Regions from separate parts of the Homo sapiens genome. Here region 1 is linked to region 2. A link is a loop called in an ENCODE intact Hi-C map of the cell type or tissue named here. Cell type or tissue: GM12878. All regions are shown on one strand. Region 1 overlaps GRIN2B (glutamate ionotropic receptor NMDA type subunit 2B). Region 2 overlaps GRIN2B (glutamate ionotropic receptor NMDA type subunit 2B).

Region 1 (8,000 bases), 74 kb before region 2:
GAATGAATTGAATCGCACATGTGGATATATTTATTATATGAAAAACTCCATTCAAAGTGCACTATTTAGCTGTTGATACATTATCATGCAACACACAGTTGAGCATTAACATTCCTCAGATCTAGGGCAAGCCTAGCATCTCTGGTGAATAAGGAGTTAATGTGTCCTAATGCCAGTCAAGGACATCTTTCCTGGCACTTTCTCCATTTTTCCTTCACAAAATATATCAGATCTGAAATCCCGCAAGAGCCTGTCAGACTTAGGACTTGACAATGCATATGAATATTTCTTTGGCACCAAAAATGTGACAGAGTTAGAGATGATTATGATAACATGGAGATGAAGTGAAACAGAGGCATAAGGACAGAGGCATTTGAGTTTTATCCTTAAGTCATCCTGTGTGTGACAGGTGGCCTTCGTTGAGCTCCTTCAACCTATTCTTACACAAGATTGTTACAAAGAGGTGTTATTACTGTCCACTGCACTCTACCTCACAGACCAACTTGGGAGGGTACAAGGGATTGTTCCAGATATTTTATAAAAGCTGTGGGTGCTAGCAAAGAGAAATGGCCTTTAAAGAAGCTTTCAAGTAAAGAAGACAGATGGATTCACCATGGAAACTGGGATTCTGAAGTTGTACCAGGAGCTTCAGCAGCTCATAAAATTTTGGAGGAGATAAAGAAGATAAAGAAGACTACCAAGATTTCCACATGCAAGATTCCCAATGAATTTAGGGTTCTCCAGTTATTAGCACAATCACCTGAGGTTCTAATACGGTATCAGCATCTTCAGAGTCATGAAGCTGGGGTGGGGCGGAAATGTCAAAGACCTCCGCCAGGCGGAGGCCAGGGTGAGTGAGGATCCAGTGACAGGCAAGGCAGGGGGACAGGTGTGTCTCTGCCCTCCTGGCAATCAATCAGATCTGTCAGTTCCAAATTGAGGCACGGAAATGCCAGCATGTGTACTTACTGTCACATTGTGACCCACTTACAGCCCAGCAGAGCTTCTTCCTTTGGTCAATAAAGTCAGCCCTATGCGAGGGACACTCCGGTTTATGGAATGTTAGTATTGGGATGCAGCCTGGCGATCCCACCACGCACACTGCATGCCCCTCGGGGTTCACAACGGACCATCACAGGAGAGGACTCGAACAATCCTTTGGTAAAGAAACTTATGTAACCCTGACACAGCATTTCCCCAAACTTATTTTCCCATGGATTTCTTTTTCTCAAGAATAGCCATTATGTTTCCCAGAACACTCATAGGCTATGAAACAGTTTGAGAAATGCCAGTTGAGCAACTTTCTGCCTGTACAGAGGAGGAAACAGAGGCCTGGGAAATTCATTACCTATCGAAGACCAAACAGCCATTGTCTGCTTCTGTCTCCATCTCTTTTGTTTTTAATTTAGTCTCCACACATGTATTGAGTACCTACTCTGCACCAGGAGCTGCCCTGAACAGTCGACAGCAAGATACGGCAGACATTTCCATGTCTCAGGCTTTTAGGACTAATGGGATGCCAGTGTACTTCAGTTGTCCTTAATGGACCTCCAATTATAATGCAAACATAATTATTATAAGGTGACTGCTACAAAAGTGAAATATCAATAACCATGTTGGTAGAAAAATGAAGTTCAATTTTTCCAGTTGACTAAGGGTTAAGCCAAAAAACTTACTTTCAACCCTTTTGATGAAAATCATTCTAAACTATAGTCATTCAAACATATTCAGTGAGCATCTGCTATGTGTCATGATACAGGGAGGTAAATGATATACAGAAATTAAGACACAAAAGACCATACATGGTTTAGGACATTATGTTTACTATGTACTTATTCCAGGAATATCCTAGAAACTGTCATTACTTTTAATAATTTCTTTATATAAGCTTTCTTTGTTATCATTATATCTTTTCCCCTCTAAAAGTGGCAAGGGGACATAGTTATTTTAGGGTTGGTTACTTTTTGTTACAGAAGCGATATTTTCCTATGAAAATAGAAAGTTCTCAGCAAACACTTGGCTGACTGGGAAGCCGATGCCTCACCATTCAAAGAACAGGGCAGGCTTAACACATGCATACAAGGAGGGGACTCCTGTGCCTGTCTCACACAGGAGCCGAGGAATAATCAGGGGCTTTGAAGAAGTCATTGCCAAATAGGTCCTGAAAGAACTTTATAATTTAAGATCCGACAAGCCACATAGCAGCACAGTTGGAGACCTCACTTACTCAGTTCTCTTCTGAAATACCTGCCCGATTTAGATGGTGTGACAGGCATAGAAACCACAAGGTGAGAAAATTCTATCTGGGATTCTAAATGTCAAATATTTCTTATCTACATTACCCTCTCTTCCTTCCCCCTCAACCATTGGTCATGAAACTATCTTTCACTGTTCTCAAATTCACATGGCTAATAAAGAGTGAAAAGTACTGCCTTATGCTGTGGACACTATATGAATTACATAACTGTCTTCTTATTCATTCATTCATTGACTAGTTGGTTAATTAATTCATCTATTAATATGTGAGCACCTATATGTACGAGACCCTATTTTAATTACTGCAGATCCATTAGTGAACAAAACAGACAAATTCTTGCCTTCATTGAGTTTACAGTCTAGTATGAAGAGACAATTAAATATTATAAATATGTTAAATATTAATATATCACACCATACAACATATAAATTCTATTAACATATAAAAAGATGGAAGGACAGAGAAGAGTAAACTTTCTTTAGATCCTCTTCCAAATTTTAGATCAGATACTCATCTGGTGGCCTGAACTTAGACTGGTCATTCCCTGGAAACCCTTGTCTTTAACAATATACCACTCGTAAGCATCTTCCTCTCTGAGTCTAGCCCCACTAGCCTGATGTACATTTTCTTTTCTTTTCTTTTTATTTCTTTTTTTTTTTTTTGTATTGTTTTTGTTTTTGAGATAGGGTCTTGCTCTGTTGCCCAGGCTGGAGTGCAGTGGCACAATCACAGCTCACTGAAGCCTTAACCTGGGCTCAAGCGATCTTCCCACCTCAGCCTCCCAAGTAGCTGGGACTACAGGTGCTTTCCACCATGCCCAGCTAATTTTTAATTTTTTTGTAAAGACAGATATTTGTCTTGTTGCCCAGCCTGGTCTCAAACTCCTGGGCTCAAGTGATCTTCTCACCTCAACCTCCCAAAGTGCTGGGATTATAGGCATGAGCCACCACACCCAGCTGAATTTTCAGAAGAACAACTTCGAGTTTATGTCGGAAAAACATATTAACATTTATTTTTTCCACTTAAAATCAGAAGTCCTGTTTCATCCCAGGCTTGGAGCAGACACTTTTTCTAGAGTAAGCAAATGGGCTGAAGAAATAGTATTACTGGTATAATAGCTTGCCTTTGATTTGTAACAGATATTTGGGGAAATATTCTCGATGAGTCAATTTCACACCTGTTTGGTTGGTGCAAAAGTAATTGTGGTTTTTGCCATTAAAAGTAATTATTTTTTAATGACAAAACCGAATGGCAAAAACCGCGATTACTTTTGCACCAGCCTTAATATAGTTTAAACATGCAAATTAGAGGGAAACAGACTCACTAATTGGGATACTTCCTCACCTACCTAGTGGGAAGTTACTCACAAATGGTCTTATTGAACTCCATGATAATTCTATCATGAGACCAGGCCACTGAATCCTTTTCATGGTCTGAAATGTGCATCTCATGTTCTCTTTGTCAATGGATTACAGAGAAGGTAGCCTACTTCAAAATTCTTGAAATTCCAAGGCAGGAGCTAATTAACAAATGGAAAATGTTTCTAACCTACAGCAAAGAATGCTGTAAAATAAAACGTTTCTCTTTCAAATAAGAGGCTCCATCACTAGGCAGGTGAGATACTTAGTGAAAGGATAGACATGACCAGTTGTTGGGAGTGTGGGGCAACTTATTAAACACACAGGGAAGGGTCTTGTTTTCTTTAATAACTTAAGTGACAGGATGAAAAAACCTGCTCTTTAAACCTGCTGTAGGCATCAAATTGGATTGGATGGATGGCTACTTGAGAAATAGAATTAAACATCAAAACAGTAAGTCTGGCCTGACAAAAGAAGATATTAAAAGGATGAAGTTAAATTAGGAAGCATACAAAATAATTCTTACAGGATGTAAAACCACACTGCACTAGAACTAGAAGGGACAGGAACAGGCTTTGTCAAATGCATGCTCAAGAAAAATCATGCAGTTCTACCTGACCACATACTGCATGCATACATAATGCAGTGCTGCTTTTTTAAAATAAAGAGCCTGTCACTGGACGCTAAAGAGCAATATGTGGAATGGATGTGGTCAGGCTGCGTTATACACCAGTAGGAGGGCTTCTGACCACCGTGTGTTCTCTTCCATAACTCACAGCAGAAGGTTCAGAAATGATTAAAAGTGAGGGGAGCAAGTCTTCTTGTAAAAGATTAAGACTATATTTAGCCTTGAAAGGAGCAAAAGAGGAAATTCCTCTGTTGTATTTACCATCCTATTTTTTAAGAACGAAGTGTCTGCCTCCCTCACTAGACTCTGAGAGTAGGGCTGTTTCAGCATATCTCCAACGTCTCACAAGGTAGGGTTTCCATGACATTTTGGGACATACTTATACTAAAATCATATTCACAATTTACCTGAAATTCACATTTAACTCGGTGTCCTGTATTCTTATTTGCTAAATCTGTTAGCTCTATTCAAAGATTAACTAGTAACTATTCAATAACGATTAAGCTAATTGTTGTTATATACTAGGTATTATTTTAAATGCAGAGGATATAGTAACTTTTAAAAGCCAGGTAGATGATACAACAGAGGCTTTAGTTAATTCAAAGAAATGAGGACAGGAGCAGGATTTTGGTAACAGGTAGAATCCAAGTTGAACAAGGGGCTTACAAGGTGATTGAGGGTGGCAGTTTCTAGAGACTTTGAGATAACAAAACAGAGCTACTGATCTTTTCTATTCTGAGGGCCTCTAGGCCTTAGCTATAGGCAGTCTGGCAGATGCTAAGGACTCCTGAGATAGACTAGGTGGTTGGACACTAACCTTAGTACCAACAAAAAGATCAGAGATTATGTTTATGCAGAGCTGTTCTGATTTTCCTGTACTCTATTCCAGTAAGTGCTATGTAGTATTTAGAATCTATCTGATGAATGAATAAATGAAAAGTAGGCGGTGAGACTGAAAAGCAATGAAACTGACTTGTATCCCTCATTTAGAGAACATCATTACATTCTACTTGCAACTAACAGATACACAGGATAAGTCACATTAATAGCTAGTATGCTTTAAGAATGAATTTGCCAGGAAAAACCCTATGTGGTATAGAGGTTGGAAGACAAGCTCTCTGGGCTGGGAATGGAGAAGAGGAGCTTCAGGAACTAAAACCACTGGGACTCGGCCTCTCCCAAACTCACATCTAACTTGAAATTACTATGAATTTTCCAAATGGCAAGGGGCCTTCAGAGAGAGTATTTCCTTTAATAGTGGACAGATTATGATAGACTATCAACTATGGCAATAAAAACAACTTTATTGCTAAACACAGTAGTCAAAATGGGTATTAATTAAAAACTTAGAAATGTTATAAATTATCTGGCTGCATCAATAATTTGCAATGAAACTAAGGCTCTTCTCTAAGTCTCTGAGAGAGCTTGAAGTAGAATAAATTAGGTTTACTTTTTCTGAGTGTCTGAAGGAACAGAAAATTCTTTGGCAATATATGCCATGCAAGCAGGGAAGGCCTTAAGAAAGACCTAGTTTTTAAATTTTTATTTATTTATTTTATTTTAAGTTCTGGGATACATGTGTAGAACGTGCAGGTTTGTTACATAGGTATACACGTACCACGGTGGTTTGCTCCACCTATCAATTCCCCATCTAGGTTTTAAGCCCCGCATGCATTAGGTATTTTTCCTAATGCTCTCCCTCCCCTAGCCCCCCACTCCCGACAGGTGCTGGTGTGTGATGTTCCCCTCCCTGTGTCCATGTGTTCTCATTGCTTAATTCCTACTTATGAATGAGAACACGTGGTGTTTGGTTTTCTGTTCCTGTGTTAGTTTCTCACTAGTTTGTTGAGAATGATGGCTTCCAGCTTTATCCATGTCCCTGCAAAGGACATGAACTCATTTTTTTTATGGCTGCATAGTATTCCATGGTGTGTAAGTGCCACATTTTCTTTATCCAGTCTATCATTGATGGGCATTTAGGTTGGTTCCAAGTCTTTGCTATTGTAAATAGTGCTGCAATAAACATATGTGTGCATGTGTCTTTATAGTAGAATGATTTATAATCCTTTGGGCATATACCCGGCAATGGAATTGCTGGGGAAAGACCAGTTTTATAATTTGCCCACTCCTGTGAGAAACCATTTCCTTGGGGTAGAGCCCAGTAGTCAGGTGGAATCATAGTTGAAGCTCACTCTTGAAGTCATTGTTTTCTACCACAGAGATGGGCAAAAGACACAGATTCAGAAATGCTCACTGAGCCCTTACTATGTGCCTAGGAGGATGCTGGGAGCATGCTTTCAAAAGACCCACAAGGTTGGCTGCAAAGAGGTACTAGGCACCTCTTGTCTGAGAGGGCCATGAAGATGCTCTTCATCCAGGCATCCTCGGAGCCAGAGCTAGTTTCAAGGGGTCTAAGCACTGCAACTCGCCTGCTGCCCCTTCCACATCTTTTTTAGCCCTGACGTTTGACCTTCCCTCCACCAGCCCTCCTACTCCCACCTCAAAATCTCACTGAAACAAGTGAGTGCCTGGGGCAAGCAGGGTGGAAGGAGGGCTGAGTGGTGGGCTCTTGGGTGTATTTGTAGCAGTTTGTGGCTTTCAGGGCACATGTTAATCATCTGCTAGAAACAGCGTGGGCTTTGTGAGCTGGGTTTAGGAGCGAACCCTGGGTGGATGTAGGACGTGACCACTAATATTTATTGAGGATTTAGCATGCTTGAGGCACTCTTCTAAGCTTTACAAAGAGTAACTCTTTCATCAGCACAGCAGCTATAAAGTAGGTAACATTTTAATCCCCATTCTACACATTAGGAAACTGAGGCATGAGAAGGGTTTAGGAACCTAGCCAGATCACATAGCTTCTTGTCTTAGTTTTCTCTACTGCACAGTAGAGGTAGCATCTACCTAAAAGTGGGAGATGGCAAATGAGTCAAAGAATGTAAAGCATCTAGCCTGGAGAATGCCACCCAGCAGTCACTAATGACAGGTATGCTCTCTGAGACTGTAACTATTGATGTGGTTTCATGTGATTACCATGAATGAGGGCCATGGTTGCTAATATTGCAAAAGAACACATAATACAAAGGTTAATATATTTTTGGCTTTGGACTGCAATTTTCAATAGGCAGACTCCAACCTATGAACACATTGTCCTCAATAGTTCATTTATAAATCAGCTGCTCACAAACAGAAATATGCTGCCCCCAAGAAACAATACTATAAGTGGTTGGCTCATTAAAGCCAATTTAATCCAAAAGAGAGCAGAACTTTTGTGTTAATATTATTAGCTTATGTTCTTGGAACATTTACTCATTTAATAAACTTCTACAATGTACCAGGTACTGTCTCAGGAGCTGGAAAGACATAATTATTGAAAGCATGTCTCTTGCCTCAAGGAGCTTATGATTCAGTGAAGGAAATGAGCACTTGCTCAATGATTCTAGTGGAGGGTGACGGGTGTGTTTGGGCCATTGTAGGAGGACAGGGGTGGGTGTCTGGGGTGTGGAGTCTTGATAAGTTGATAGAAACAAGAAAGAGGCCCTCGCTGGCAGGAACAGGAATGAGGGTAGAAGAGAGCCATTGTTCTAAGAAGTGGCTAACAAGCTATTGTTGTAAGAAATGGCTAACCACAAACATCCTGTTCCCAAATACCTCCTTCCAAACAGCCCCAGCAGCATGAACCTATCTGCAGTAGCCTTTCCAGCATGACCCTATAAAACTCCCCTCCATCCCCTGCATCTTGGCAGACAGGCTTCTC
Region 2 (8,000 bases):
TTGTGCCATTGCACTCCAGCCTGGGCAACAAGAGCAAAACTCCATCTAAAAAAAAAAAAAGCTAAAAAGCCAACCCACACATTTATAATATAAAGATAAAAGGACTAAAATGATATAAATCAAAATATAAACAAATTATCTCTGGGTGGTTGAATTTGGGGTGGATTTTATTTTCTTCATGCTCTTCTCTAATTAACTTTTCCTTAATGAACGACTGCTATACTTTTGACATCAGACACAAATAACAAAATATCGTTACATAAAAGAGAAATGAAAACGAAACAGGATTCCTCAGATTCTGAAAAAGAGATCCTCATAATTAGATGGAATACATTTAAGACCACGGTTTAAGGTATTTTCCTTCTTTAGGATCTTACACTTAAGAAGAGTCTTTTAAGCGGCCAATAATTCAGCTGGAGAATAAAAACATAGATTTTGAAGAGCACAGATCCATCACTGAAGAACAATAAGAATTTATATTTGGGTAAAAATATTTGTGTCCATCTATTCCTTAAATTGTCAAGAAAAACCCTAATGCCTGAGTTTTAAACAATGAGTAAAAGAACAGAGCTACATTGTTCTGTGATTGCCTGGCATGGTCTGTTTTTGATGGGGTGGGGTCTTGTGAAGCATTTCTTCCCAATGATGCATGAATGAGAACCACCGAGAAGTCAGGCTTCATCCCCTCCTCTCCTCCTTAAAGTCCCCTGCCTTCACCTTGCTGTCAGGCTGTCCTGGCTCTACCAACCTCTTGGGTGGTGACTACTTCTCCCTTTCCTTTGCTGATTCCACTCTCTCCTCTTACCCTGTACCCACCCAGAGGCATGTCCTGTAGCCCATGTCCTTGGTCCTCTTCCCTCTCCTTCTGTTCTCGTTAGAAACTCATCTTCTCACTAGCCTTCAATTATCCCCTCCGTGGAGAACATCCCTCAGTCTGCATTCTTAGTGGTATCTTCACACCAGAACCACAAATTGACATTTCTACTTCCCTCCTGACTCAACAGTAACTCAGAATTAGAAATCCTAAAATTGAACCCATGAAACTGCTTCCCCGTCACTAATTTTGTTCCTTGTTTTGATGTCCCAGTGTCCCATAAATGTCCCATTTCCTGAAGTTCAATTCTTCAGTGGTCATTGTCTCATCTTTCCCAGTAGGTTACAGATTTATTCCACCTCTGCCATCACTCTCGCAGCCACCTCTGCTCCATGATTGTCCACATTCATTCAGGCCCAAGATGACTGCGGCATTCCTGCAGGCACCTAAGTTCCTACACCCCATCACAGCTGCTGGATGAATTTTTTGAAGAGAAGTCATAATCACATCACTCTCCCACTCACAAACATTTCATGGCTTCCGATTGCTTCTTGAGTTAATTCAAACTATCTTTGCTTCTAATGCTCTTTAAGCTCAATCTTTACTTAAAGATGTCTCTCTACCCCCTTATTTGTACCTATCACCTAGACAATTTTTTTAAAAAAAAACTCTTATTCAATAAACAAATATTGTACTTCACCTGTTACTCCCTCTGCCTGAAATATCATCCTCACTTCCAATATTACTCACCTCTAAAACCTTCCCTATCATTTAAAGCCTATCAATAAAATCATGTTCTTCTCAAAACCCTTCCTGATTCCCTTAACCAGATATGTAATTTCTTTTTATAAGCCCCTTTGTCTTATCATTTATTAGTTATCTATTGCTGTGTAAAAAGTTATAAAACTTAGTGGTATAAAGCACAAATATTGATTATCCCACAGTTTCTGTCGGTCAGCTTCCAGACACGCTTTAGCTGGGTCCTGTGGCTCAGGGCTGTATACAGGGCTGTATGGCAGCGGGCAGGCCCCAGTCCTCATCTGTTGCTACTCAGGGACATCAGTTCCTTGTCACTTGGGCAGGGTTGCTCACAGCGAGGTGGCTGGCTTCCCTTAGAGCAAGGGATGCAAGAGAGAGGGCCCCAATACAGAAGCTAGTCCTTTCATGTGCACATCTCAAAACTGACATCTCATCACTTCACTATTCTCTTCCAAATAATCAAGTTGCTAAATTTAGCCCATAACTGGGGGAGAGGACCACACACAGGCATGAATAACACGAAGTACAATCTTTGGGGGTCATCTTAGCGGCTGCCTACCACATCATATTCTTCCCTGCATCATACCTGTGTGATTTTCTTAACCCCTCTGTTAAAAGGGTACATTTCTTGAGAACAGGGTGTCTATTTACCTTTATATTTTCCTCTTAGCACCCAGCACAGAGTCCTTCATAGAAGAGCCCTTCAGTTTAGGTTTGTTGAATTGAACTGAAGCTAACTGATTGATAAAAGTGCTAACTCTGGATACAGGCAGCAAAAGCAATGCCTCCTTCTCGTGGACTTTGAGAATCTGCTTTCACATGAAAAGCAGAAACACCACTGGGGATCAGAGAAGAAGAGGTTCACTAGAGCTTTGTGGAGTAGAAAAATGCTATATGGTCAATGTTGTTCTATGAATATTAGGAAATTCCATTCTGAGATGAAGTGTTTCTAACTTCTGGGGTGGGATGAAGGGATCTAAAATCGCCAAAAAGAGACTAAGCACTTCCTTTGCATCCTTATTTAGCACTTGCACAATATAAAGATACACGTGTAATTATTGTCATTATTAACTTCCCTTCGCTTCTAGCCAGACTGTTCAAAGCCTCTTGAGTACGGCTCTTCTGCTTTGACAACTTCAACCTCATCTTTTCTTGACTCTGCTTTTCCTCCTCTCTCTCCACAGTTTAATCAGTATAGCATGACTTAAAATCATCAAGCTTTCTCTCTACACTTTTAGACTATATCACTCTGTTTTTAATTGCTGTCAGTTTTCCATTCTTACATTTAAGATGCAACATTCTGGCCCTGCCTTCATTTCTAATTTCAGTTTTTCCTATATTCACATGTTTCATTTACCCAGCCCCTTTCCTTCATTCTCCTAGTCCTCTAGCTGAGCTTTTTCTCTGTTGAAGCCTTCCTTTCTTTGCTAGGTAAATGCCCTTGGATCACTCCAATTCTCTGTAAAGCTCATGCCTGTGAAGCCATTCCGGGTGTTCCTTCAGTTAGGATTATTTGTTACTCTGCCAAGAAAAAAGACAAATGCACACTCCTCATGTGCCTAAAACCTTTAAATGCATTAAAAGTCGATATTTCTGTATTTCATTGTCTGACAAACAGAAAACCCCCTTCAGACAAGTAGTGCCTTTTGCCTTCTACACTTCCAGGGTACATCTGGAGATTCCGTGCAACACAGAACTGTAATTGCTCCGTGTGCTTGCATTTCCAAGGCAGTGCTCAGAATTCGCAGCTGCCCCCTAGAGACTCCAAGGTAAACTGCAGGAGCAATCAAAAGGCTGTGTCAGCTCCATAAATGCCCAATCCCTTAATCCTAAATCTACCCATTTCTAAGGTATCCATTTTAGATTTTAAGCAGGGAATGACTCTTTTTCGAACTCATCCGTGTTCTAGGAGTTGCAAACTCCAGTGTCTGCAGGGGCTAGGTAGATAATTAATGAAAGAGGTGGGACACTTGCAGGGGGCTGAGATGAACTGGACAGCATGTATTCCAACCAAAGGCGGCCCCGCAGAATGTGAACGCAGTGTTGCCCATCTTCTGATTTTTCAGGAAATCCAGAATCTGGAGTTCTATGGGAATCTGAATTTTTAAATTTTAGAAACCAATTTAATCTTTAAATATACCTTTTAGGCCGTATAGAACATGTCGATGGCCCAAAAGTAGTCTGTTGACTGCCAGTTTATGACCTTTCCTATACACCCTCACCAGGTCCCATGTTGTGTCACATTCGATGGTACAGGGTCAACTGGAGACAAGGAAGTGAAGTAATTTCCGTAACAGCTGTGAAAGAAAGCCAAAAGATGCCATGCTCACTTAGAACAGTAGGCTAGAGTAGGTAACTCACTAAATGCAGTTCTTATTAAACAATGAAGGTTAATGCTTCTTGATTTTTTGGAAAAATCAAGCATAAATATTGTAATGTTCATAGCCTGATGTGACAGATTATATAAATCCATACCCATTCTCTAAAATCTAGCAGCGAGAAAAAAATGGGAGATAAAATACTACTCATATTTCTCCTGTGGCCTCAAAGTGGGCCTGTAGCCTCAACACAGAATCTGTATACAATTTAGGCAGAGGACTTGTGGACATAATTTGGAAAGTTCTTACATAAGTTGCTAGTGAAATTTCTTATGACAGCTGCTGAACATACTCTGAAGAAATTTAACTAGCAACTTATTTAAAATGATAAATCTATCAAAAGCCCCTTTGAGACTGGCCTTAAGAGTCTGACAGCCACTGCACCCTGTCTTACCACCTTAAGCGTATATGGCACTATCTGAAATGATCATATGTATTGATTTGTTTATATGTTTGTTGTCTGGCCCCACTCACCAAGACACAGGCTCCTTGAGGAAGGGAACTTGTTGGTCTTGTTCAATACTGTTTCCCCAGCACCTAGAATAGTGCCCAGCCCTTAGTAGGGGCTCGGGAAAATATTCGCCAAATGCATAAACCCAATCGGCCTCGTGTCAGGGAATGTCTTGAGCAACTACATGAAGATATCAGGTAATTAAGAATCTTCTGGAGTGAGTAGGGCAGGCTTTAACTTTTTCTTACTGGGCTACTGGCTCTGTCCTCCACTTTATGAAAGGATAAAGATTCAGTTTTATTATAAAATTAATGGCTGGAAAATAAAATGAGAACAGAGAACAATGACAGAGTGGCAGCCTTAAATATCTATTAAGCAGATACTTCTCCTTGTGAAAAGGAAATGTCTGTGATCAGCGGCCCTTATGTTTTATAGGTCAAAACTCAGATTACTGGGCCTCATCCCTAGAGCTTCTGGTGTAGAAGCTGAGAATCTGTACTTCTAGTAGGTTCCCCGGTGATGCTAATGCTGTTGGTCCAGGGGCCACACTTTGAGAACCTCTGATGTAAACTGTGAAACGCTATTCAGTTGTCTGTTGTTAAGACCATTCACCACTCCCCTCACCTACCATTTCACCGCCATCCCCTTTATGTTCAACTATGACTAACCATGACTATGGGCATGTCTTTTGACATTAAACCACTTTCCCTTGCAGAAGGAATTTTTTTTAATGGTTATGAGCTAATCTATCTGCTGCAGAATAAGGAAGACATAAAGGGAAAATTGGCAATTCTTTAAGATCAACCACAACATGGTGGTTTATTACAGTGAAACAACACCCAAGTAGATCAAATAGCACAAGGACACACTATAAGGTTTCATAAACTGTGATTATTGCTTAATGTGTTTTGGTTGTAATTTAATGGTTACTGAGAACCCACAATGTGCTATATCAAAACTGAGGGGTTTCTAATTGCCTGATTTCTGAGTGATAGGCCCAGCATGGGCTGCTGTGCTATGCTGTAGACTTTGTCAGTATTTTATTATTAATTAAGACTCACCTTTTAAAAATCCCTGTGCAAAAAGTCATTTTAGAATGAAGGAAAAAAGCTTGCTCATTTCAAATTTATAACTAGGCACATCAAAAATCTATATACTGTTTTCTAGTTTCTTCCTGTTAGTGACTAAGGCCAAAACCCAACTAGTTTGTGTGTGTCTTTGTGTAGTTAAGTATGGTCAATTTTTCCATTTTCCTGTTTTCTAGAATCTAATTTCATTTGTATTATCATTGGTTTAAAATGTGTTCAAGTAAAATGATAGTGAACACGAGAGTAGCACTTGCTACATGTCAGATATTGTGCTAAGAATTTTACATGAATTATAATTTTAGTTTTAACAAAATTAAAACTTTACAGTTTGAGGTAGGTGCTATTATAATCCCCATTTTACAGATGAAGAAACAAAGGCACAGAAAGGGGGAATAATATTTATTTAAATTTATTTAGATAAATCACTGCACTGGGCAGAGGTGACCAAAATATGGTTTCTCTTGGTTTTTGAACTGTGTGTCAAAAGACAAGTTCAAGAATCCAAGGTCAAGAGAAAAGCATAAGACAGGGCTTAAGGCATAAAAGCACAAGAGGTGCTGGAGAATAGTTAGTTGCAATTATTGGGCATGGAGGCTGAATGCAGAGAGGTGAGGAGGGAAAAGGAAGGGAAGGTGGGTCAACCTCAAACACCATGATTTTGGGGCTGGGGTGGGGGAGAAGAACACTTTGCCCTGTGGAAATGTTTCCCAAATTTCATTCATTCAAGTAGTACTGTAACAATTTTGCCACATCTGTATACCACCTATACTAATTTTTGAAATAATCTTTAAGAATATATGTATCAAAAAATTCGTATCATTACTATAAATGTAAGTTGTGCCACTTCCCAAAAGTAGAAGATAACTATAAAAATAGATGATTATTTAAACAAAAAAATACTCATCCCTTCTGAATTAACTCAAATACTACAGTTGAAATTCACAGCCACATGTGAGGAAACACTGATGCAGCAATGATGAATTTGAAGATCAGTGTTCTTATTGTTGAATTTTATTCCTACTTTTTCTTTCTTATACTTTTTTTTAACTTAATTGAGTTTAATTTATCTCATTTTATGTAAGATCTCAAAACTCCTCTCCCTTAGCTAGTTGAGTTCATAAAATATTTGGTTGCTTGTGTTTCAAATAAAGCAGTTAAATTTTCATGTTACTGTCCCACTAAGGTTTAAGAGCTGTTTTTGTAGGTCAGCTATTTTAAATTCCCCTCAGTGTTTTGACATTTCTCTGCACCTCCAACAGATGTCTGATCAATGGGGCTGCAGGGATACGGTGCCACTGCCATGATGGTTGATTTTAGAAAAGCTTTTAATTCAGAAGATGACTATTTCCTCGAAAATCCCTTCCATGCAATGAGGACCTAGACAGCTGTTTCTGTAGGTAGTTATGGCCTTTGTAATTCAAAGAAACATGTTCTTTCCTCACAGTTTGAGGAGATAGGTTCTGAGTTCCTAACTGAAAAGAGAGGGTGTGTGTGTGTTTGTGTGTGTGTGTGTGTGTTTGTGTGTGTGTGTGTGTGTGTGTGATAACAGGAATTATAAGTATAGAAAGATACAAGAAAGCTTTCTCCCCCCTTTATCTTTCTTTCCCTCTCTCCTTTCCTTCCTTTCTTCCTTCTATTTTTGCTAATCACAGAAAAATGTTACACTGAAATAGCCAGTCACAGTCTGGGCTAACCAGCCTCCACACCTCCAGCTCCACCCCAGATGCTGGACCATTTCTTAACACGTAGTTTTAAAACTCAAGTAGCAGGGTCTGCACATTTCTATAGTGTGACTTGTCCTCTTGTCTATGAATTTATCCCCATTGACATTGCTACATTTGGATCCCATTAGTCTAGTTGTACTCTTATACTCCATGTATTGAGGCAAAAAGCACACTGGACACAAACGGAGCTAGATGTAAATGTCTACACCCAGCTCTGCCACTCCTTAGCTATGTGACTTTGGGAAAATCATGTGACCTCTGATCCTCAATTTACTTACATGTACAAGTATTTCTCAACATTTTAATAGGAATCAAAATGGGATCATATATGCTAAATTTGTCCATTAATAACATTGCTAATAACATGTTACATAAAAGTCAGATGTATTCATGGCCAAATCTTCCTAATGTCCCTTAATTCCAGGCTAGACTGTCTGATCATTTATATGTCTTTCCCAGATCCTATAGGGAAAATGGAATTTTGTGTTCACTTTTCTATAAAGAGAATGCTGAGGTGCCTTAAATATTCACTATGAATTTTACCTCAAAGGGAATATTCTGTTCCTTTGCCAGCAAACTTCCTTTCCTATGGGATGAATGAAGAAAAACGAGTACATATTATTTCAGGAAGAGTCAAAGATGATGACCTCAGAAGACATCTGACAGCAAACGCTTGAGCTAGAAAAACATGGAAAGGCATCCACCAGAAGTTTGGTGTGAGCAGGAATGTGGTGTGCACCTGGAGAATAGGGCAGTGGAGCACGGGCTTCTTTCCCCTCGAGGTCC

What was found. Hi-C counts contacts between places; a loop is a spot of excess contacts. Peaks named below come from ENCODE experiments on the same cell type or tissue, not always from the same donor. Only the 100,000 strongest peaks of a DNase experiment are listed, where the experiment ranks them.
Region 1: a loop joins it to region 2, with 4 times the contacts of the local background. A loop is called at or near these places in 2 of 110 quality-filtered maps.

What each region holds. Positions count from the first base shown.
Region 1 is chr12:13,584,440-13,592,439 of GRCh38, forward strand. All of the region lies in intron 10 of GRIN2B (glutamate ionotropic receptor NMDA type subunit 2B), which reads right to left. The region is part of intron 1 of LOC105369668 (a long non-coding RNA gene); the gene reads left to right. Among named protein-coding and RNA genes, the nearest start is that of LINC01559, 210 kb to the left of the region's middle. In GM12878, no CTCF peak of the experiment used is centred here; DNase peaks (open chromatin) are centred at 4,282 and 7,812.
Region 2 is chr12:13,658,160-13,666,159 of GRCh38, forward strand. The region is part of intron 5 of GRIN2B (glutamate ionotropic receptor NMDA type subunit 2B); the gene reads right to left. Among named protein-coding and RNA genes, the nearest start is that of LINC01559, 290 kb to the left of the region's middle. In GM12878, a CTCF peak has its summit at 3,323 (motif pointing left); a DNase peak (open chromatin) is centred at 3,212.